Linked DNA regions of Homo sapiens: region 2 is linked to region 1. A link is a loop called in an ENCODE intact Hi-C map of the cell type or tissue named here. Cell type or tissue: thyroid gland. All regions are shown on one strand. Links, peaks and the distances in the headings refer to the core of each region. The heading gives the core; the rest is flanking DNA.

The links. Hi-C counts contacts between places; a loop is a spot of excess contacts. Peaks named below come from ENCODE experiments on the same cell type or tissue, not always from the same donor. Only the 100,000 strongest peaks of a DNase experiment are listed, where the experiment ranks them.
Region 2: a loop joins it to region 1, with 2.4 times the contacts of the local background. A loop is called at or near these places in 44 of 110 quality-filtered maps.

The regions. Positions count from the first base shown.
Region 1 is chr6:1,377,280-1,389,070 of GRCh38, reverse strand. FOXF2-DT (FOXF2 divergent transcript) reads left to right here. Exons shown (of 3, transcript NR_187218.1): 1 at 1-52. Among named protein-coding and RNA genes, the nearest start is that of FOXF2-DT, 6.3 kb to the left of the region's middle. RefSeq lists enhancers at 3,742-4,521, 4,522-5,301, 10,497-11,010 and silencers at 6,974-7,023, 7,134-7,233. In thyroid gland, for the core only: a CTCF peak has its summit at 7,071 (motif pointing right); no DNase peak of the experiment used is centred there; H3K4me3 peaks cover 728 bases; H3K27ac peaks cover 1,159 bases; H3K27me3 peaks cover 5,886 bases.
Region 2 is chr6:715,912-727,702 of GRCh38, reverse strand. No RefSeq gene overlaps it. Among named protein-coding and RNA genes, the nearest start is that of EXOC2, 29 kb to the right of the region's middle. RefSeq lists a silencer at 5,521-5,600. In thyroid gland, for the core only: a CTCF peak has its summit at 5,535 (motif pointing left); a DNase peak (open chromatin) is centred at 5,512.

The DNA of each region.
Region 1 (11,791 bases), core at 2,418-10,417:
CGTTTAGACTTTGCCGCCCTCAGCCACACGCCGGGGTGCCAGACGCCCAAAGGTAACGTGCCAATCCTCTCTCTTTCTGGCAGGGCCTGCAGGCTCCCCGACAATTGTTAGGGCGACTGGGGGCCGCCGCAGGGTTGCGGGCCGCTGGCGATCGTGGACGTTTTCGGAACTTTGAGCAGAGGGATTTACACTGAGAAACCTAGGCCAAGTTTCAAAGACTCTGGAAACCTGGATCTCATGGGACTTAGGGTTGCATTTGCTTCCACTTCTTCCCCCCACCCCCGCACCCCAGTTAGTGTTCTGTAAGAAAAAAGTGCAAAAGAAAAAGGAAGGAAGGAAGAAAAGAAAGAAAGAGAAAGAAAAAGAAAGACCCTGAGATAAGCGAGATGGCTATATTTATAGTCAGTCCTGAAGGGGTGTGCAGCTGTCACTAGGTTTACATCCTCCGTCTTAACATTGCCCACCCAAAACTGTGCCAGGTCTCAGCTAACTCCTGTCCGAGAACACTTCTCCCCAGTTGTGGCTAATTCCTCCCTAAGTAAGAGTCAGGCTCTGAGAGAGATGTGCCCTCGGGAGCAATCACTTCCAATGAGACCCGACAGTTAGTTATTGGATTACACGTGCAGGGAAATGTAGTCCGACCAGGGATAGGAGCTGGGAGAGGGAGGAGGAGAGCAGGAGGCCGGAGCTGGCGGGGCCTCCCAAGGGCTGAAGGGGGAGGCCCAGAAAGAAGGTGCTGCAGACCAGCGGACCAAACAGGAGGTAGAGCTGGGCACCCCGCTGCGTCTAGGCTGAAAGGACCGAGGTGCACGGGTGTGCCTGCTGGGGAGCCTGGGGAGTTGCAGGAGGCAGGAGAAAGGGAGGTTGTGCAGTAATCAGGAGGAAGACACCAGGCAAAGAGCCTTCACAGCCGCACAGCCTAGGCAGGCCCCCTGGGGCGGCAGGAGCCCTGTGTGCCCCTGGAGTGCCGGGGGACTGCTCCTGGCTGAGTGTGCTGGTGGGGCTGTAGATGCAGAGAGGGCGGGTGGGGAGGGGAGGGGTATGTGGGAGGGGGGTGGGCCGGGGCTGGCCCCAGACAGTGACCTGAGGTTGAGTGGAAGCAGGCTTTTTCCATCAAACCCTGCCTGGATACCACACACAGAGACCGAGTGTCAGTTTACTGCCCTGAGCCGGCTCCTTCTCCCTAAGCTCCACAGTAATTAGACAAAGAAAACCTAAATTAGCTGAACAGGCGTCGACAGCTTCCTCCAGAGCACCCCTGGTACCTACATGGGAATGTGTCCGAAAATGGCTTGATTGTAGCCGAGAGTCAGCTAAGAAAACACCGCCAAACCGAACTCAGTTTACCACTCATTTCCAATAGAAAAAAGAAACAAGTCGCTCTTTTCCGGGTGGGATGTTTTGATTGGGTTGGGGTAGGGCTTCGCAGTTGTTTCCACTTTCTAAGAATTTCTGACTGACTGCTGAGCGTTTTTGGGGGGTGCGTCCCCATATATTTCATGGTATTTTTTTCTCTTGCCCTCATTTGTCATTTTGTGTGGAATAACTTAAAAATACATAACTAAATATGAAAGTAAATATAATGTGTTCACTAAACCAATGCTCTAAGTGCCTAAAATATAATTATTTTCATAAAATAGAAGCTGGAGTGGGGAGGACAGATAGGATCTTAAAGGAGCTCTACTGACATAGAGTTCAGTGTGTGTGTGTGTGTGTGTGTGTGTGTGTGTGTGCTTTAAATGGAAAGAGCCCAGGGGAGAAGCTTGTGGGGGAAAAGGACAATTATCTCATTTGTAGGTGGGGGCGGTGGGCAACGGGCTTTGGAAACATTCAGTACTCATTGTCACTTAGCCATGGACTCTCTCTGATTCTCTGTGCCTGAAAATTATATGTATTTGGATCTCAGGGAATACAGATCCAACTTGTTAAGAGCAGGCCTTAAAAGGTTTTAGGACCCGGAGACTGAAGAATAAAAGGCGCTAACCTTAAAATCCAGGCAGGACCAGTGATAACCTTCTATACTAGTAGCTCCCAGTTTTGGGGTTATGGGGTCATCCTCTGAGAATACGATGGAAGCTATGGAGCCAGTTTCCAGAAAAATACTTCCAACTTGCCTGAGATTTTAGGAAGTCCACAGGTACTCATTAAAACAAACAAGGAAACAAGCAAAAAACCCCAGATTCTTTTAGCTTCTACCAATTCAGCTGGTTAAATTATGAGGGATTTTTTTAAAAGGCTCCTTTCTCCATCCAAGCAACAGCAGTATCCATTTTACCTAAACTCTAAACTTGCAAGAAATCCCACTTAGAGTGTGGTGAGTGTTATGAGGGCCGGCCAGGTCGTGGGAAGGCAGTGGACATTGGAGAGCAGTTAGGGCCAGGAGGCGGTCAGCTGACTGGAAGCCTTCCCTCTCTGTAGGGGTCTGCATACTGCCCCTGTAGACCCTGAACTCCAGAAAGATAAGCAGCTTGGGGGCCTTCTTAAGTTATATCAGCAGGAAGGCTCCTCTCCAAAACTCTTTCTTGGATACCCCACTTCTGCTTCTGGAAACTATTCTCATGGCATAGACCACCACCACGTCTACAGTGACTAAACCCTGCATCTGTTTGTTACAGACCTCGCAGGTACCATCTTGTCACCCACCAAGTGGCCCAGGTATCATCATCCTCCTTTTGAGGTGAGGAAACTAAGGCTCAGAGACTGGGTGACTGGCTACAAGTCACGCTGGGGCAAGTGACAAAGCTGGCCAGCAGCCTGGGCCTGGAACTCCAAAGTCAGTGTTCCTTCCACTGCATTACAGCAAAGCCTCTCTGAGCTTTGTTTTAATCACTGATATATACAAATCTCTTGAGTAAGAATGTATGTGATAGCAAATTATGTCAATTTCTGTATCCCTGGGAGGAATACCTTAATTTCTGGTTAGCAGACAGGGTTTAAAAGGAAAGCTGTGTTTGTCTCTGAAACAGAGCCTTGCTTAGGATGGCTCCCCCACCCCCCTACTGGGGTTCCTTCTTATGGGGGTGAGCTCTTCACTCACTTTCACTCCCTATAAATAACATGAATCTTGACATTTTTTTTCTTACGGGAAGGGAAGGTATGGTTCATATAAATGAGTCTAGATCAGCCCAGGCAGTCCTTGGTTAACCAAAACTATGCAGCCTCCGCCGCGATGGGTCCTCTCTCCATCCCGCTTTGGTTGACTGTCCCGTCTGGGCTGCGGGTTCCTTTCCCCTCCAACCCTTTAGGTCCCACCCCTGCCCCAGCGCAAGGGAATGTAAACTTCAACAAGCTTGGGTTTCTCCGATTTTGTTCTGTAATCGGCGTTTTATTCTAGGAAATCTCCTCATTATTGCGGTTTAAATTCTGTGTTCTTAGCATGCTTCCTCTGCTTCGTGGGTTTCACATGAAATGGCTTAGACTAAACCAGTCACCGACAGGAGAGACGCATCCGCACCGCACTGTTTGCGGCCATCTAAGACGCACCCCTCCCTGCCTTCCGCCTGGGCCCGGGAGGAGGGAAGCCTCTTCCCAATTCAAAATGAGACTGACCCCTGTTTTCGCTCTGTATTTAGGCGCAAAGTTAAGTCGTGTAGAGGATTCTCGAACTCCTGCGAGGCCTTTCTAAATGTGGACGGCGAGAACTCAGTGCTGGGGCCTGGGGGTGTCAGCGTGATTGAGGAAATGCTGGAAGAGCACCAGCCTGCACGCTGCAGAGGCCTCTTTAGAAACTTCACATAACAGCAGAAGATGCGGACGGGAACAGCAATAGGAGGACGCGCGGAGGCGGGGGTTGGAGAGAGCAAGGTGGCCGGGAGTGGGAATTTCACACCTCTCCTGGAGTCTGCTCTCCTTCCTAGGTCCAGAAACCCCCAGACCTCCGGGCCTGAACACCAGCCACCCAGTTCCCAGTGTTTATTTGGATAGAGTCTTCCGCTCTCCAAAGGCTTGTGTCCCGGTCAGGGCTCTTTTTATAGCCACCTTCATGAGAGATCTCCCAGTAGCCCCAGATCTCCTGGCCTGGGCGGTGGGCACGACTCGATGACCCACTGGCCAGGTCTGAGGGTGCTTGAAGGGGGAAAAAGGGGTCCAATCTACGAGACCCTCAAGCGAAGACCGGCCTCACCCCATTTCCGCACTTCCCAAATTGCCGGGCGCGGGTCCCCTCGGTTGCGAGACCAAAACCTTGGGATGATCCCAGGAGCCAGCCCAGCGGCCTGCAGGCCCCGATCCCAGTGCGCAGGCCGCGGTACCAGGCGGAGCACCTCTTCGACTTCGCCTACAGCCCGCTGCGTTTAGGGGTGGCGAGTTGCGGGGTTGCGGGGAGTGAGTGGAGAGCAGAGGCGGCCCGCTTTGTCCAAAAGGCAGAGAGAAGGGGCTTAGGTTGGAACAGAGTCGGTCTGCGTCTCCCAACGGGGGAAGAAGGGGGGGCACCCAGCGGCTAAAGAAAATAAGTCAGGAAGCCTGTACCGCAAGTATTCCTGGAAGCAAGTGTGGGTGCCGGTGGCCCTCAGCATGTTAACTTTTCGCCCACTGATGCTGCTGGAAGGGACGTCCCCATGCTTTAGGTCGCAGGACAGAGCTTGCAGATGCCTTGGAAACCGGTAGGAGCCAAGCTGCGTCCTGGGAGACCCCCGAGCTCTGCACACCTTCCCTCCGCCCTCCCGGCTGTGGCAACGCTCGGGGGTCGTTTAGGGGTCCGCGTGCCTTTTGCTCCGCGGCCCCCGGCCTCGGATCCCCTCCTCCCGCCCGCCTTCCCAGGCTGGGGAGAAAGATGGCTAGGCCGCGCACACACGCTGGGCAGGGTTGGAGGGGCCGCGGGGCCCACCCAGGAGGCGCCCGCGGGGCCTGAAGAGGTCACTCCGGGCACTGCACGCGGGAGGGTGCGCGCCGAGGGCTACGGAAGACACCAGCCAAAGGCGCCCGGAGGTCGCCAGGCCGCGCCTGCGATGCCCTCCAACCGAGACCAGAGGCTGGCCGGCTGCGGCCGCGCGGGGAAGCGCCCTGGAGGTCCCAACCCAGCCCGGGCAGGGCTTTCTTCTCCCGTCTGGCTGGTCTCCTCCCCGCTGCCCTCCCTTCCCCCAAATAAATAAATATTTCCGAGGGCGGCGAACTCGGCGGGGCGCCGGGTCCTGAGCGCCTGGGCGATAGATGAACTTCCTGGCGCATCAAAACTCCCCTCTCGTCCTCCCCGCCGAGCTCAGGATATGGGGCGCGCTCGCTTCTCTTCAGAAAAGGAAACGTAGCTCTTCCAAAAATATAAATCAGCTCTGACGTCCAAATATTTCTTTTGTCCTCCAGCATCCTCTGTGGGGATAAATAAAACGTGCTCGGCGCCCAGAGGCCGACTAGGGACCTCAGGGCGCCCCGACGCCGCCTCCGAGAAGCTGCTTTGGGGAGCCCCCCAACCCCACCCCTCCCCGCAGCCTGGCCAAAGGCCCCGGGCCCCGGATGCGGCCTGACCTTCGGGCGGGCTGCGGCGGCGGGAGGGAGGGACACAAGCCCTCCGCGGAACCCCGGCGGCCTGCGAAGGCGAAAGGCGCCCGAGGCCGACCCAGTCGGGGAGGGGAGCTCGTTCGCGATGGGCCAAGAGAGGCCGGGGAAGCTCCGGGCGCGCCCTAGATGAGTTTGGGCCCCCAGGCTGCCTCTCCAGGCCGAGCTGTGCCAGGGAACCTACGCCCCCTCCCCTTCATTTCCGTCGGAGTTTCTGACCCCAGGGCAGCCTCCTCCTCGTGGGGACCCAGAGTAGTTCAAGTTTGGAGCACGGAGGGCCCCGACTGCGTCTTTTCCCAGCCGAGGCTGAGGCCGAGGCTGCTGCTCCTCCAGAAGCCAGTCGGCTTTGCGGCCTCAGAGGACACCACTGGCCTGGGGCGTGGCCCTCGAGGCTCTCCGCCCGTCAGACCTGGGGTCGGCTTGAGCCAGGTGACCCTTTCCAGCACCCCTGCCTCCCAACTCCCGCCTCCACCTTGGGGGAGGTGGACAGGTTTTCTGTAGCGGCTTGGAAATCTATGCCAAGGTAAACCACATGCACGAGGGTGGTTGAGATGCAGGGTTCTACAGGGGCTGAAGGGAGATCCTCCTAGGGGAGCACGGTGGCTGGAGGCGTGTCCGCACCTCCACTCCCCTTCCTGCTCCCCTGACTCCAAGGCGCTGAGAGCCCACGGGCCTTTCTGCTGCCCTCCTTTCCCAAGAAATCGCCCCATGGCACCCACGCGGCCAGTCTGCAAGGCTTTGGGGGTCAAACGGCCCAGGCAAGGAGAAATCTCCATCTGCTCAGGGGGAGCTCATCCTCCCCTCACGCCCTGTGCCCCACACCGAGGACTGTGTTCCAGGCCTGGGGCCTCGGGGCTGCGCGGCGGGGGCTGGTCTCCAGCCGCCCCTTCTCTCCAGGGGGGTCTTTATTGATGAGCTGCCTCGAAAACCCCCACCCAGAACGTCCCAGAAGGGTTTAGACAATCCATCACCCACCACTTCAAGGATGCTTCCTCCCTTTCAAACACAATCCTCGCACACCAGACGGGCTGCGGTGGGGAGGGGCGCGCACTTGAAAAGAGAACAGCTACATAATCAACGTCAAAGCCGTCCCGCAACCTTTCGGAAACAGGGACTTGGGCCAAAAATCCCTCAGGATGATTTACGGGGGCCCCCTCGCCCTCTCCGCCTGCCTCCACGTGACTCTGGCCCGCGCCCGCACGGCAGCCGCACACCCTGCCCCGTGCCAGGCAGCCCCGGGCCCCTCCGCGGGGAGTTCGTGTTTTAGGAGAAAGTGCTTTTTTCTCTTGGGGCCCGGGGGAAAAGGGGTCTCGGCCTGGCCAGAGAGTGCTTTGGTGGCTTGGTCGCGGTATCCTCGTGGGTGAACTGCGAAGGCCGGGCCTGGCCTCTTGGAGTCGTCCCACGCAAGTCACCTTCCCTCCCGCCAGAGCCCCGGGATTGCGCGGTGCGGGCTGCGCCTCCCTCTCCCCTCCGCGCTGCGCCTCCCTCTCCCCTCCGCGCTGCGCCTCCCTCTCCCCTCCGCGCTGCGCCTCCCTCTCCCCTCCGCGCGGGAGCGGGAAGAAGCCGCAGTTCCTCCGGCTTCCGCGGGGTGGCGCCAGGCTCTCGGGAATCGCGGCCCGCGGGGCTGCCCGGCGCGGCCGTCACCTGCTCGCGGCTCCCGGCGCCCCGCGACCCGTGGCCCCGCAACCCCTGCAGCCGAGGCCGGCCGGTGTGTGACCCGCAGGCGGGCAGGCTTCTGCAGCATCGCCTGTCTCGCGCTCGGCTGGCCCGCTTAGGGCACGTCCCGCGTTCCCGCCCTACCCTACCCGGACCCGCAAGAAGAGGGGGCAGCCGAGTCGCGCGTGGGCACCTCTCCGCGGGACGCAAGCGTCTTTAGGCTTTGCTGAAGAAACGATCATTCAGTTCCGTTATTTGGTTCTCTGAAGCAAGGGACGGGGGCTCTGTGTCTTCATTTGTAAGTTGTCCCGGAGCTCCTGGAGGTGCCCTGCGGTTTGGTGGAAAACAAGCAAATCAACAAATCATCCCACCCGCCCGCCCTTGGAGAAGCTGGATTCGGCCGACTCTGCGCGGCGTCAGCATTCTGTCCCTGAGGAAGTACCTCGTCTTTCGGTGGCTACAGGGACAGAAAGACAGCGATTTTTAAAAATTGTGATTTTTCATTTCTTTTAGCTTCTTAAGAACACCCTTGCAGCTGTCTAAACTCGTCCTGGTAGAAGTCTGCAAGACAGGAAGGAGCTTGAGGGGTCGTTGTGGGGCCGGCTTGATACAAAGGGGAGGCACCAGGTGGATCGGGGCGTCTCAGCCGGGGCTGCAGGATCTTTTTATATTTGTTATTACGAAAAAAGTTTCATAGTATACCAACGTGGAGCGAGTATACGCTCTCATACGCCCATCACCTACATGTAACAGTTACCAAGGTTTTGCCACACTTGCTTCATTCATCTTTCTGTTTTCATTTCTTGCTGAAATATTTTAGAGGAAATCTAGACATCATGTTTTAAAAGCGCACTTTGTAACTCCTCTCCACATCTCCGGTTCTAGCTCTCATACCTAAGATTACATTTTGGCATATGCACGCACACCTTCCCATGAGGAATTTCAAAATAGGGCTGAGACATTGTTGTGGATGTGTATTTTACAAACAGAACTCTCCATTTCCCCAGGTGACTTACAGCTCTGAGTTTCTTGGCTTTCTTCTGGCTGCTGGATCTCCAGAAAGGCTGGCAAATGTTCCCTCCCCCACTCTCACTGCAGGCCGGGTACACGCAGTGGCTGTAAACGGTGAAAAGGAGTGCTGTTTCCTTCAGTCACCAGAGTTAATCCCAGGATGCCTTCCATATATGCCCGACAACATAATGTATCACAAGAGCACGTGTCCTTTGAAAATATCTGCAGGTATGCATTGTCCATGTGCACCGTACAACAGTTTCCAAATCATTTTTTTCCTGACAGTGGCTAGCTGTGGAAGAATTTTTCATATCATCTGAAAGTGCCTGAGGGAGAATTTCAGACTAGGCTGGAGAGGTGAAGGAGTCATGGGGAGTGGACCACGGAGCATGGGAGATAAGTTTGGCTTTATATCCAGCCCCCTGCCCCGAGGACTCCGTACACATATTTCACAAATAGTTGTTTATTGATTTATTTGTTGTTTTTGCCCCCCAACAATCCATGTTGTGCTCTTAGCATTTCCCTCACCCCCAACGCCACCCTGCACAGATGAGTGGCGATGCGGTGGTCACATTGCCCTCGTTTACAGTCTGAGAAGTGCACCTGCTCCTGATTACCTTAAGTCACTTAATAATGTTTCTGGGCTTGTTTCTGTTTTATGGTAAAATGGGGATCAGGAAAACAAAAGTAAGAAAAAATGATGCCCCCTCCCACAGTTATTATAAAGGTGAAATAACGGTTATAAAAAGGTATTAACATTCTGACATACACACATTTATAGTTATTTTTGGTTCAATCCAATAAAAACACTTTAGTTTTAAGGCACCCTCTAAGTTTCACGGTACTTGGGATCTCTCATTCCCTGGGTAATCTCTCATAGGCGGATTTGGGTTTGTCTTTAATGAGGAAAATATGGGTCCATTGTCTACAAGTGTGAGCCTGCCTATGAGGACCGGGGTCCCTGGTCTCCGGGTGTTTTCGGGCTGTGGGTTGGTTCTCTAGGGCTCCACTGCAAAGAGGGAGCTCTGGGAGAGGGAGAAGGAGAGGGGATGTTTCCCTTGGTTGGACCTCGAGGTTGGTTCCTCCAGGTATATCAGATTCCTTTGCAGCACTGGGGGTCCAGCCACAGACAGCCGGTCTGCATTCGAGGAGTCTTCTGCCCCCGAAATCCCATCCGGCAGAACGTGAAAGTGCAGTGGAAAGAAAACTCGACTGCGCAGCTCGCAAGGGCGCCTCGCGGGTTCCTAGCGGACGTGGCCGACCGCAAAGCCGCCACCGCGTTTGCTTATTTCAGGCGGGACTTTCTTTCTCTCCATCCTATGTTCCCTTTGCAAAAGATGCAGGCTCTGGGCCGCCCTGTGGGAGGCGGCGGGACAGCGGAGGACCCTCACCTTCCACGCGCGCCACAGCGTGGCAGGAGCCCGGCGGCCGGCGACTGTCTTCCCCCCGAGTACGCCAGGACACCAGGGGGCCCGGCACCCCTACTCTACCCTGTAGGCTCGCAGCCTGGCTCTGAAAGTGGAACCTGCAGTATGAAATACTAAGCACGTCAACGCTTTTCCCAGTTCATTTTTTTTTTTCTGTGCTTTCCACCCTCCCTCCTGCTCCAGAATACCCTGCACTTACCACCTACGTGATCTGGAACAAGTTACTTTGTTTCTGCACCTCGGTTTTTTGACTTCTACGATTGGGATCATTATAATGCCTAACAGTGTTGCTGGGAGGATTAAACGAATTAATACAAGCCAAGCTCTTAGAACCGCGTGCGGCACGTGGGAAGCGCTCTATAAACGTCGGCCCTGAAACTGACGGTGCAGAGTCCTCTGAACTCGGTCCCGCGTGGGCCGGCGCGCCCCTACGGCTTTCCCCGGGGTGGTTTCGGCCGTGGCCCGCAGAGCTTGGGGAGAATTGGGTCCCTGCGCCTGTCCCAGCCCCAACCAAACTCCTGTGCTTTCAGGATTTGGTTAAGAATTGAGTTAGGCACGGAGCAGGGAGAAAGTACGAAAAGTCGGGGCAGGACCCCGGAGCCGCCGGCTTAAGCCGGGAGCGCGGCGGAGCGAAGCAGGTGCACGCGGGCTGGAGCGCGTGGCTGCCGCGGCGCCGGCCGCAGCCGGGGTCCTGAGTGCTGTCGCCTGTCTAGTTCTCCAAGAGGGGCCTGGTGGGCGGTGTCGGACTCAGCGCTGCTTCTCCAGGCCCCGGCCGCGCCACCCCCGCCGGCTCCATGCCCCGAATTGCTGGGGGTGCGGAGTGCTTTCTGCAGCTGGGCGCAGTGGCGACCCCGGTGTGGGAGAACGCCTTCCGCGAGGGGTGGCACCGAGGGCGGCGTCTAGAAGCTGCAGGTGGAAAGCAGGGAGGCAATTTCTGTTTTAGCGTCTTCTCTTCCATGTCCGACCCTTAGCCAGGTTCTTCCCCGGGTGGGACTTGTCTCCAAATTTTGCTTGGAAAAAGCAGGCGGTAAACGGTCGCGTTTCGGCGGTCGTCTTTTGCTTCGAGGCCGGCGCGGGCCTCTCCAGGACTCGCGAGGCGGCACAGGGCAGGGAAGGGCAGGCTGACCTCACCGTGGGCGAGACCGGCCCCGGCAGCGGCGGCCGCCGGGCGCGAGGCGCGAAACCTCAGGCAGCGCAGCCGCCGCCGGGCACCGCGGGCTTGGACGGCCTTCAGAAAGGGGTCCGGACGCGGCCGCTCCGCCGAGCGAGGAGGGCGGAGAGGGAGGGGAAGTGACCTCTTGAACCTCATCAAACGCAAATGTTATAAGAAGCTTGTTAAGGAAAGAAAAGCGGAAGGGCAGGGAAATGGAGAAACGTGGAGTCCACCTGAGGCTTGAATGGCCTTTTTAGAGTTCCAGGCCCCTGGGATTTGCAGACTTCTCTGCGGTAGACCGACTATTGGTGATGGACTTTGCATTTTCCCGCAGGAGGGTGAAGCTGCCGGCCGACTTCCTCCAATATGCATATTTTACATATATAAACACCTTTGCAGTTTTATAGCCATTTAAATAAACCATTCACATAAACTCTTAACTCTTAAAACGATCCGCACAAAATAGCTTTTATCTCAGATCATTTTCACTCTTCTTTTAATTACTGGCTTTTGTAGCTTGGGTTTTACCTCCAGGCTGGTGGCCAAAGTGTTTTTACGTCCAACTAGGCCGTCTCTTCTACGGTACCTTAGTACCGCAGTAACTTTCCCTATCAACATGGACACAGACTAGAGTCAACCTTTAATTTTCTCAGTTGGATGGGTAATCTATTTTTGGGAGAAGCAAATGTCCCCTTCGTTTGGTCCTTGTTGGTTCTTCGTTAGCGAGGGAGAATGCCGGTGGGGCCTTCAGCAGCAGCATCCTAACAGTGTTGCAGCGGTGACTAGTTTTTGGCTTTAAAAAAGACAGACCCGTCGGGCGCGGTGGCTCACGCCTGTAATCCCGGCACTTTGGGAGGCCGAGGCGGGCGGATCACGAGGTCAGGGGTTCGAGAGCAGCCTGGCAACACAGTGAAACCCCGTCTCTACTAAAAACACAAAAATTAGCCAGCATGGTGGCGCGCGCCTGTAATCCCAGCTACTCGTGAGGCTGAGGCAGGAGAATCGCTTGAATCCGGGAGGCGGAGGTTGTGGTGATCCGAGATGCCACCACTGC
Region 2 (11,791 bases), core at 1,226-9,225, 660 kb after region 1:
TGCCTATCTTGGGGGAGATGGGAACTGCCTGTTTTCACAACTCATTCCATTTTTATGTGACATCTCTATTCCCTACACTTCCATAAAGCACTTTGCTAAGAAACTCGGCCATGAGCTAAAGAGAAAAGCATGATGTTTATAAGAAGGAAGAGTCCAAACAGCATTTGAGCACTCAGAGCTGCAAGGAGGGATGAGGAAAGGGGATGAGGGAAGGGGAGAGAAGGAAGGAGGAGGGCAGAAGAGAGGAGAGGGAACCACCAGATCACAGAGGAAGAAAAGCACAGGTAAAATAATTAGTGACCTTGCTTCTGAAAAATGAGCCCAGGCACGGTGGCTCATGCCTGTAATCCCAGCACTTCGGGAGGCTGAAGCGGGAGGATTGCTTGAGCCCGGGAGTTTTGAGACCAGCCTGGGCAACATAATGAGACCTCATCTCTACAAAATATTTTTTTTTAAGTAGCCAGACACACACTGGTGGTCTCAGCTACTTGGAAGGCCGAAGTGGAGAGACTGCTTGAGCCCAGGAGGTTGAGGCTGCAGTGAGCCTAGAGGGAACCACTGCACTCCGGCCTGAGCAACAGAGCCAGACCCTGTCTCAAAACAAAAAAAGAAGGAGAAGGCCGCCTTGCCTATGACAGGTAAATTATAGATAGAAAATATGGGGATCTCTCTGACGACTTTAGAACAATTTTTGTTTTTTAAAGACAAGGTTTCGCTCTGTCACCCAGGCTGGAGTGCAGTGGCATGATCATAGATCACGGGACTCACTGCAGTCTCAACCTCCAGGTTTAAGTGATCCTCCCACCTCAGCCTCACAAGTAGCTGGTACTACAGACACGTGCCACCATCCCTGGCTAATTTTCTTTTTTAACTTTTATTTTAGGTTCAGGAATACATGTACAGGTTTGTTATATAGGTAAACCCATGTCACGAGGGTTTGTTGTACAGATTATTTCATCATGCCAGTACTAAGCCTAATACCCAACAGTTATTTTTTCTGCTCCTCTCCCTCCTCTCACCCTCTACCCTCAAGTAGGCCCCAGTGTGTGTTGTTCTCCTCTTTGTGTCCATTGGTTCTCTTTATTCAGCTCTTACTTATCGGTGAGAACATGTAGTATTCGGTTTTCTGTTCCTGAATTAGTTTGCGAAGAATAATGACCTCCAGCTCCATCCATGCTCCTGCAAAGCATACGATTTCATTCTTTTTAATGGCTGAATAGTATTCCATGGTGTATATCTACCACTTAAAATGTGGTAGACTGGTCTGCCATTCACGGGCATTTAGGTTGATTCCATGTCTTTGCTATTGTGAATAGTGATGCAATGAACACACACGCATATGTCTTTATGACACAACGATTTGTATTCCTTTGGGTATATATCCAGTAATGAGACTGTTGGGTTAAAAAGTTCCATTTTTAGCTCTTTCAAGAATCCCCACACTGCTTTCCACAATGGCTGAACTAATTTACACTCCCACCAACAATGTATAAGTGTTTCCTTTTCTTTGCAACCTCACCAGCCTCTGTTAGTTTTTTACTTTTTTATAATAGTCATTCTGACTGGTGCGAGATGGTATTTCACCGTGGTTTTGATTTGCATTTCTCTAATGATTAGTGATACTTAGATTTTTTTCATATGCTGGTTGGCCACATGTATGTCTTCTTTCAAAAAGTGTCTGTTGATGTCCTTTGCCCACTTTTTAATGGGGTTGTTTTTTTTTTTCTTGCAAATTTTTTAAGTTCCTTATACACGCTAGATATTAGATCTTTGTCGAATACATAGTTTGCAAAATTTTTCTCCCATTCTTTATGTTTTCTGTTTACTCTGTTGATAGTTTCTTTTGCTGTGCAGAAGCTCTTTAGTTTAATTAGATCCCATTTGTCAATTTTTGCTTTCGTTGTGATTGCTTTTGGCATCTCCGTAATGAAATCTTTGCCAGTTCCTATGTCCTGAATGGTATTGCCTAGGTTGCCCTCAATATAATAAGAGCCATCTATGACAAACCCACAGCCAGTATCATACCGAATGGGCAAAAGCTAGAAGCATTCCCCTTGAAAACTGGCACAAGGCAAGGATGACCTCTCTCACCACTCCTATTCAACACAGTACTGAAAGTCCTGGCCAGCGCAATCAGACAAGAGAAAGAAATAAAGGGCATCCTAATAGGAAGAAAGGAAGTCAAATTACCTCTGTTTGCAGACAACATGATTCTACATCTAGGAAACCCCACCGTCTCAGCCCAAAAGCTCCTTCAGCTAATAAACAACTTCAGCAAAGTTTCAGTATACAAAATCAATGGACAAAAATCAGTAGCATTTCTGTACACCAACAACAGCCAAGCTCAGAGCCAAATCAGGAAGGCAATACCATTCACAACTGCCACAAAAAGAATAAAATACTTAGGAACACAGCCAGCCAGAGAGGTGAAAGACCCCTGCAATGAGAATGCAAAGCACTCTTCAAAGAAATCAGAGATGACACAAACAAATGGAAAAAAAGTCCATCCTCATGGAGAAGAAGATTTAGAGGCTACTGATTAGGAGTTTCAGTGGAAAGTGGGGTCTGAAGCCAAATTGCAGAAGTCTGAGGTGTATGTATGCAGTAAGTAAAGAGACAGCAGATAATGAATCTTCTTTAGAACACAGAGCAATTGTTTTCCTTTTTTTTTTTTCATGGAAGGGAAAGCAAGTGTCTAATATATCATGACAGCCCCATGTTGTTCTCTAAACACTACTATGCATCCTGAATTTTCTTTGAATTTTGCACTCCACTTATTTTACGTTTGGGAGATACTAAATATTGTGTATCCTGGTTTTGCAAACTGAGAAAAGACTTGAGTGCAGGCAGAAAGGTCAGGGAAGAAAGAAAAGGTGTTAGGAGGGCATGGTTGAGCTGGGTTGCCACTATGGGCAACTGGAGCTGGGTCTCACTGAGAGCTTTGGAGGAACCCAGCAGAACACACTTCTGAGGATCATCCCTTGGAAGGGCTGGAAGGTGGGAAATGTATGCTGACGTTCAGTGGGTGCTGACTCCTGCCTCCAAGGACCAAGAGTTGCTCCTAAGGGCATTAACTCCCCTGGCACCTCCACAATGGCTAACTGCTGGCTGAGAAGGTACTTCTGCTCTAGAGAAAGACCGTTGGTAAGCTGAGAGAGTCCATGAGCCCTCGGGAAGGCATGCATGGGGACTGTCCACTATGCTGCAACAGAGGTGGCATAGTGCAGGGCACAGGCAGCATGCCAGTTCCATCTAAAACCTCCAACTTGGCTAATCCTGGAATCCCTGCTCCAGGAGGTGCCATGCTGACTTTGTGCTCTTTCATGTCCCCTGGCACATGGCAGGAAACGCACACACACCTGTTTGAAAAGCATAAACTTAGAAGCTGCATATGTTGGATTCTTTAAAGAAACAGATATCCAAACAGGTGGAAAAAGCCTAGGCCAGGCACAGTGGCTCACGCCTGTAATTCCAGCACTTTGGGAGGCTGAGGCGGGTGGATCACGAGGTCAGGAGATCGAGACCATCCTGGCTAACATGGTGAAGCCCCATCTCTACTGAAAATACAAAAAATTAGCCGGGTGTGGTGGCGGGCGCCTGTAGTCCCAGCTACTCGGGAGGCTGAGGCAGGAGAATGGCATGAACCCAGGAGGCGGAGCTTGCAGTGAGCCAAGATCATGCCAATGCACTCCAGCCTGGGCGACAGAGTGAGACTCCATCTCAAAAAAAAAAAAAAAAAGAAAGAAAAAAGAAAAAGCCTAGACCTTGCAAAAACTGATTCAGTCGAAGCTCAGCTTCCAAAAGTCCAGGCTGAGACAGGGAGGGCCAGGCGGACTTCACTTGGAGATGGAAAGGCAAAATATTGCCTCCAGCAGACATACAACATGGGAGCAGATGATCAGTTCTCCTACTGGTTCCTGCCTGTAATTGCAAAGCCAGGACCAAACCCATGCCTCCGAAAAGTGAATGGAGAAATGAATACTTCCATTGTAGATATCACTGAGACAAATACTTCCTTTGCTAAAAAGCCTAAGTGGTTAATAATTCATACTTTAAACACTGTCATAGTGTTAATACAATAGCACAGGGAAATCAGTGAGAAGTGACTGCATACCCAGTTCCAAACAAACAACTTGACTGTTTCCATACCATCCTCTCTCCATGCCCAGAGGTCCTATTCAGTTGACAGGCATTACACGTTTAACATGGCTCAAAGATCAGTGATGCCCTTGATGAGGGTTATCTTTCCATGTGAAGACTAGCCATGTTCCCTCCCTCAGTCGAAACTGAACTCTGCAGCATCAGGCATGTCCTTTCTTCTTTCTGATGGAACTCATAATGCTCTAAACCCTGTGGGACTCAAAACTTAGCTGTCACGTCAAGAACATCACCTGGAAACTTGTTAGAATACAGATTTTCTTCCACTCCCCAGACTTTATGAATCAGAAACTCTGGGAATAGGGCCCAGAAATCCGTGTTTTTTCGAGCCCTCTAGCAGAGTTGAATGCAATCTAACGTTTGAAACCCACTGCTCTAAATGAGACCCTAAGGAAGGACTCAGCCATGCTACAAAGGCCAGGTACTAGGCAACGGGGCAGGCACGAGAACACATAGGGAAGGCCAAATCCTCATTCTCATGATCTTGCATTCTAGGGAGGGTATTTGTGGGGACATGTAGGAGATGGGCACATATGCTAACTTTCAATAAAAAGTTGAGAAAGGTTGACCTCGGATCCTTGGATAACGCATGAATGTTTCAGGCATCAGATGGTACTAATTTAAGGATCTGGACTGAAAGCATGGAGTCCTTGTGGCTCTGAAAATCCCACAGGACAGTGGCTAAAATTCTAATTGTCAGGATAAGTTCTGTGGTTCTGAACTGACCTGTGGTTTCACAAGAGAAATACCCACAGCTGTAGAGGAAACCACGAAGATCTGGAAACTGCCTGCAGGGGTCAACAGCCGTAATATATTCTACAAACCATCTTAAGGAACCACAGAAAATCATCAAAAGGAAGAAAAATGCATTTCTTGGCTTGGAACTTATTGAATGTTTAAAATCAGGGAATGGACTGGGTAAGAAAGGAAAGACCTCGTGGGCTTTATTTCCATAGAGAAATGGTAGTTGGACTCTATATATTCATTTCCCACTAAGGCTATTTGATAACAGAATACCAAAGAGGAGTTTCTTTCAGAATATATCATTATTGCGTTTTGCATTTTGATTTCATTTTTTCATCTCAAAAGACTTCAGGAACTTATATACCTCTGCAAAAGCTTAACAATATTCATCTTTTTTGTTTAACAGATGTGCTTTTACAAAAGAAATGTTCAAGTAAGGAGAAAACTTCAATCGTCTAACTTTAGCTTTTTGATCATTACCCTTAAATTCGCTGCCTAGGAAACAGCAACAAGTAAGTCATCACTGTTATGAAGCAAAATTGTTTACATTTGGTTTAAGATCCGCCTCCTAAGGAAAGGGCTCCGGCGGCTCCTTTGCGTGCCTGGAGAGGCCTTCGCATGCGCCCTCTAGTGGGTGCTTGGAGCTCATAAGCAAAGGGTCATTTCCAAAGTCTACAGTGGAAATTGACGCTGATTTTCAAATCCAAAAATTGGTCTATCGCTATTCTCCCCAAAAGGGACATTTTTCTTAATCTGCTATAAACATAGTGAAAAGTTGTTACTTCATGGTAAATTATTAGCACGATATTTGAATAGTCATTACATTCATTAAACTATTCTTTAAAATTACAATTATAATGTTAGTACTTGCATTATACATCGTGTTTATATAGTACCATTAAAGTCAAATGGCATTTAATATTCACAGCATAAAAGATAAAAGTATCATATAGTGATATTAGGAGGAAAAATCCTCCTGGTATCATTAGGAGAAAAATTTCTTCTAATGGAAAAAACCTCCATTCCCCAACTTTAGCTTTTTCAGCACCATCACTTGTGCTCCGTGCCTCACCTCACCAGCCGCAGGAGAACCCAGCTCCTTCTGACGGGCCCTGTCTCCTGCACCACCAGTTGGAAGGCTTCATTCCCGGCAGCAGACAAGCAAGGCTTGCTCTAGTTCAGCATAAATAACTCCTTCTTTTACCCCACATCCCTTGGAGATTCCCTACCCCCACTTCTCTACTCTTCTCCACAAAACTTTCCACCTTCTGGCCTCACATTCTCTCTCGAACATGCTCTGGTGAAAGCAGTTTTCATCTTCATGGCTCAGCTAAAATGGCTCTTATCAAAAGCACCAACTACGTTCCTCTGGCCAAATGCAGCGCTCCATCTGGGCCCTTTTCTTACTTCCTAAGTGGTATCTGTGAACGCATTTGCCAATCTCCCTTTCTGTAACATCTAGTACTAACATCATGTGACACATAACAAAATTTTGGTCAATGAGAGACTGCATCTATGATGGTGGGCCCATAAGACAATAAGATACCATATTTTTACTCTACCTTTCCATGTTAAGATACACAAACACCATTGTGTCACAACTGCACATGCTGTGCAGGTTTGTAGCCTAGGAGCAATAGGCTATACTAGAAGTGTCCAATCTTTTGGCTTCCCTGGGCCACACTGGAAGAAGGATTGTCTTGGGTCACACATAAAATACACTAACACTAATGATAGCTGGTGAGCTAAAAAAAAAAAAATTGAAAAAAAATATGTGTTAAGAAAGTTTACAAGTTTGTGTTGGGCTGCATTCAAAGCCATCCTGGGCCACAAGTGGCCTGCAGCCAGCAGGTTGGACAAGCTAGTGCTGTATCAGGTTTGTGCAAGTTCACTCTTTGATGTTCACAAAATGACAAAACCTGTAAATGATGAATTTCTCGGAGTGTGTCCCCATCGTTAAGTAACGCATGACTGCATCGGAAACTTACCCAAGCTAAACTGTAACTCTAAATCGGCACACCCAAACCTGCTTCTCTCAGTCCATGTCACCACCGTCCTCCTGGACACTTAATGCCCCTCTTTCACTCACAAACATATTCCACCTAATAGCAAATCCCAGCAGCTTAACTGCCAAAAGAAACTCTGAGCCTTCCATCCCCTGCCGATTCCTATTGCTGACACCCCAGTGTAGCAGCAACACCTCCACCCTCAGCAGCTAGGACCACCTTAAAATAGAGATAAAATCTTATCATCTCCCAGTTCACAACCCCCCAGAGGCCACCAGTCTAATTAGGATGAAACACACCTCCCATGGCCAACAAGATGCTATATCTAGCGCTTCTCAGTCCACAACACCTGAAATCCCTCTGACCCTGCCTGTAGGCTCCACCCATCTTATCTACTTTGCAAGAGCAGTTTCCTCTACATGGGATGTTATTCCCCTGCATGGCCAGCTACCTCTCATCTTTCATATCCCAGGAGTCCCGTCACTTCCTCTGTCCACTTATCTGACCATGCTACCAGAAGCACCCCTTCCCACCATCCCACTGCCCCTTTCAGAATCTTCATAGCACCCCTTTTCATCCTAAATCATCTCATTAACTTATGCCTATGTTTAAGTGTCTCCACTCACCAGGATAGAAGCTCAACAAAGTCAGAGATATATTTGTGCTCATTCAACATGATTGAGCAAATCAATGAATGAATAAATTCCACTTCTTGTGCGTGGCCAAGTGGCCAGCTCACTGCAGTGGCTGCTGGGGCTCCCTCTTCCCAGCGTGTCTCTGGGTTTACAGCTTGTTTCTGTCTTTCAACACTCCTGTGGTGCTTAGGAACCTGCACCCGTAGTGAGCATCCTCTTCATATTTTCTCCAGTTCTCCAACAGGTGAAGTGCCCTAAAGGGAAGCTCTGACTCCAATTAATCCTATTCCTGGCTCTGGTCCTAAGACAGATGACTTGGAAAGAGTGTAGGGAATGGGTTGATTAGGGCAGACATGAAACCAATATGAAGACTTTTCTAATGGTGCAGGAAGAAGGTAGTGAGTGCCTGAATGAGGGCACCGACAGTGGGGTTGCTGGAGAGGGAAGAGATTAAAGAGATACCATGATTAAAGAGATTAAAGAACATCATTCAAATAGGTATGTGAGGTTAAGTGTATTAGTCAGCTCCAGCTGCTGTGACAAAGTACCAGAGACAGGTTGGCTTAAACAACACGTTTTTGAGTTTCAGAGGCCGCAAGTCAGTGATCGAGATCAAGATCGGCATGCCTGGTTTCTTCTGAGACCTCTCCTTGTCTTGCAGATGGCGCCCCTTGCTGTGTCCTCCCATGGCCCTCATGCCTCTCTCTCTTCTTATAAGGACATCAGTCCTGTTGGATCAAGGCCCTACCCTTCCAATCTCATTTAACCTTGGTTATCTCCTTATAGGTCCCATCTCCACATACAGTCACATACTTCAACATGTGAATGTTGGGAAGACGCAATTAAGTCCATAAAGGAAGGGACAGGTTAAGAAGCATTAGTGGGCCAGGCGCGGTGACTCACGCCTGTAATCCCAGCACTTTGGGAGGCCGAGGTGGGTGGATCACCTGAGGTCAGGAGTTCGAGACCATCCTGGCCAACATGGTGAAACCCCCTCTCTATTAAAAATACAAAAAGTTAGCCGGGCGTAGTGGTGGGTGCCCGTAATCCCAGCTACTCAGGAGGCTGAGACAGGACAATCGCTTGAACCTGGAAGGTGGAGGTTGCAGTGAGCCAAGATCATGCCACTGCACTCCAGCCTGGGCAACAAGAGCAAAACTCTGTCTCAAAAACAAAACAAAAACAAGAAGCATTTGTGAGGATTTCCAAAATTACACGATTTGTCTGATTGCTTTTCATTGCTAGTACAGATGTCTTATTTATTTGCACATTTGTATTAAACACATAGGATCATTTTAGAGGGCAGGAAAACTTTCTATTACCTGGAGATCATCATCTATAGATTGGTTTTAGGACACAGAATCTCTCAATTTCCAACTCACATCCATAAATCCGTTTGTGCCAAATTGTGCACCATTCAGGTGAGTGTGCCAGTGTCACTAGTTTTAAGCAACAGAACCATCATTGCTGACTCTGATTCCTTCCTGAAAGAATAGGAAGGGAACAAGAAAACCATGGGCCTTACAGCAGTGCCAACATGAAAGTGAAGGGTTTGTAAAGCTCAAGCTTGCACGCATCTGGGCGGAGGCACCCTGGCGGCTGCCTTTCTAATACACCATCTGCACTTTCTCACCTGCCTGCTCTCCAGGCCCACTCCGCAAAGGCGTCTGACCTCACACAACACTGAAGCCTCTTGTACAAGTTGCAGCGTCCATGGCTCCAAACTTTACTGGACTTTGTGAGTTGGCCTTGCCTCTTTCTTGAAGCACTGTTTCTCTTAGAAAATGAACACTTAATTTTCTCCAACACTGTCGGCCCTTTCTTTTAACTCCCTTTGCTGACTCTTCCTCCTTTCCCCAAGCTCTCAATGTTTCTGATCTCTTTCAGGAGTCATGCTTTAAAGATCGCATCTCTATTTCTAGTTCCTTTTTCCCTGGGACCTTCAGATTCCTATGTCCAGCTCAACACCTCTGTGTATAAGTCTGATAAACATCTTAAACTGAACACTTCCGAAACAGAATTCCTAAGATTTTCCCCAAAATTCACTCCTCCTCCAGTCTTCTCCATCTCAGTAAATGGCACCAAATTCACCTAATTGCTTAATTCACCAATAATAGTAATTACTAACACATATATTCTTATTGGAGGCCAGATTGTGTTCTAAACACGTGTGTGTGTCCCATGCACACTCACAATCCCCAGTCGAAGGAGATACTATGATCATCCCCATTTTACAGATGGGCACAGACAGGTTAAATACCTTGCCCAAATTTACACAGCTAGTAAGGAGCAAAGACAAGACTTGAACGACGTAGGCTCTTATCATCTCCTAACCCTAGGGTTACGGTTAGTCTTTGCTCGTAAGCACTACTATGCTGTAATAGTTTATCTTTTTTCTCACCCTCCTCACATTCACTCCATCAGCAAGGCCCCCAGTTCTACCTGCAAAGCACAGCTCAAATGCACCTGCTCCTCACATTTGCCTCCACTCCTTTCAGAGCCATCACCATTGCAGGCCTAGGCTAACGCAAACGCCTGCAAATTCTTCTCCATGTTTCAGACTCTTGCAACCCTATAGCCGATCTCTATACACACAAATCATATCATCCTCTCTCCTGCCCATCAAAATCCCACAATTCCATCCAAACTCCTCACTGTGCAGCCCGTGGTATCCGCCCTGACCTGCTTCCTGCGTAGCTCATCGACCTCCACCCCATTGTTCTTGCCCTCTTTTTCTGTGATTGCCTGGAGGACCACTTTGCTCTTCCTGGATCACATTCGTGTATGCCTCAGGGCCTTTGCACTTCCCGGATCACATTCGTGTATGCCTCAGGGCCTTTGCACTTCCCGGATCACATTCGTGTATGCCTCAGGGCCTTTGCACTTGCTGGTCCTTTCCACTTAGAACACTTCCCTTCTCCCCTGAATTCTTACGACTTACTCACTTCATTAGGTCTCTTGCCAAATGTCATCTCCCTCAGTTGTTTCCCATGACCTCCATGTGAAATAGGCCCCCTGCCCTCCGGTCAGCCTTTATCTCCTCCCCTTGCTCTCTGCTTTCTCAGTGAATGCTGCCCCGTCGGGCATTATATTAAATATGCAAGTGCTCATTATCGCTCTCTCCCTCTGGAACGCCTGTGCTACCTCTGGGCAGGGAGGAGTGTTGCCTTGTTTCAGGTTCCTCACTAGAGCCTAGACCTGTGTCAAGCATATAATTAGAACTCAACACATGTGTCTTGAATGAATGAATCTGCTGTTTTTTGGTTTCACGTTTTCTATGTTGGGCTTCCTTTTTGCCTTTGTTTCTAAGGGAAGTGTTTTGTGGGCAGTGGAGGCGCACATTCAAGTGACACGCGCACCAGCTCTCCCCGGCCCAGACTCTGCTCGTTCCAGCGCAGACTGCGAGTGCTGCCTGCCCACCTCCTGGCTTTGTTGGCTCCTAAATAACCTTCCCCGCCTGGCAGATGCCATGCCCCCTTTTGTGTGGTGAGAATCACCTAATGATAATAATTATCATGGCTGTTTTACAACTGGCATAAAAAGAATTCATGCAGATGATGTTGCCTTTGAAAATTATAACAGGATGGACTATTAGAAGCACAACCACAAGAAAATACCCTGGCCAGAACTGGAGAGCCACAAGGTAACAATAGCACACGTGGTGCTTTCCAATACTTCCAACGACTGCTTTGTGTCACCTCCTTTCAGCCATGAGGAGCATGCTCTGAAAGATGCCACCCCCGTGAGCAGCTGGGGCCTGTGACGATGACCGGGAACACGCACTCCCTGCCTCAGCTTTTGGTGGCCATCTCTCATTGAAGGGCTTCGGGGCGTGCGGTTCAGTTTCATAAGCAATCCTGGGTCTGGGTAAACATGCTTGACTGATTAATGATAACAGCTCTTAAAACACCACAGACATTTCCAGTGCCCAGAAATGTTTATTTTTTATACTAAATTAAATTCATTTTCCTTCTCATTCCCTCTAAGGAAAATGGTGACAAATTTAAATTCAGAGTGGACTGCTATATTGAAGATGGCCATGTGCCACAACCTCTAAACAGGCTATGGTTTGGGAATGTATTTCATCAGGAGGATGGTGGGAGGGAGGAGATTTAAGGGCTGGGAAGGAAGGAGGGAAATCCTGGGTAAGCACCGTGCCAGTGAACATTAGCCCTGAGCCGATTGCTTTGCTCACAGAAGGAACGGTAACTATTTTGTATTTAGCAAATACAGTCACGATCAAAGGTA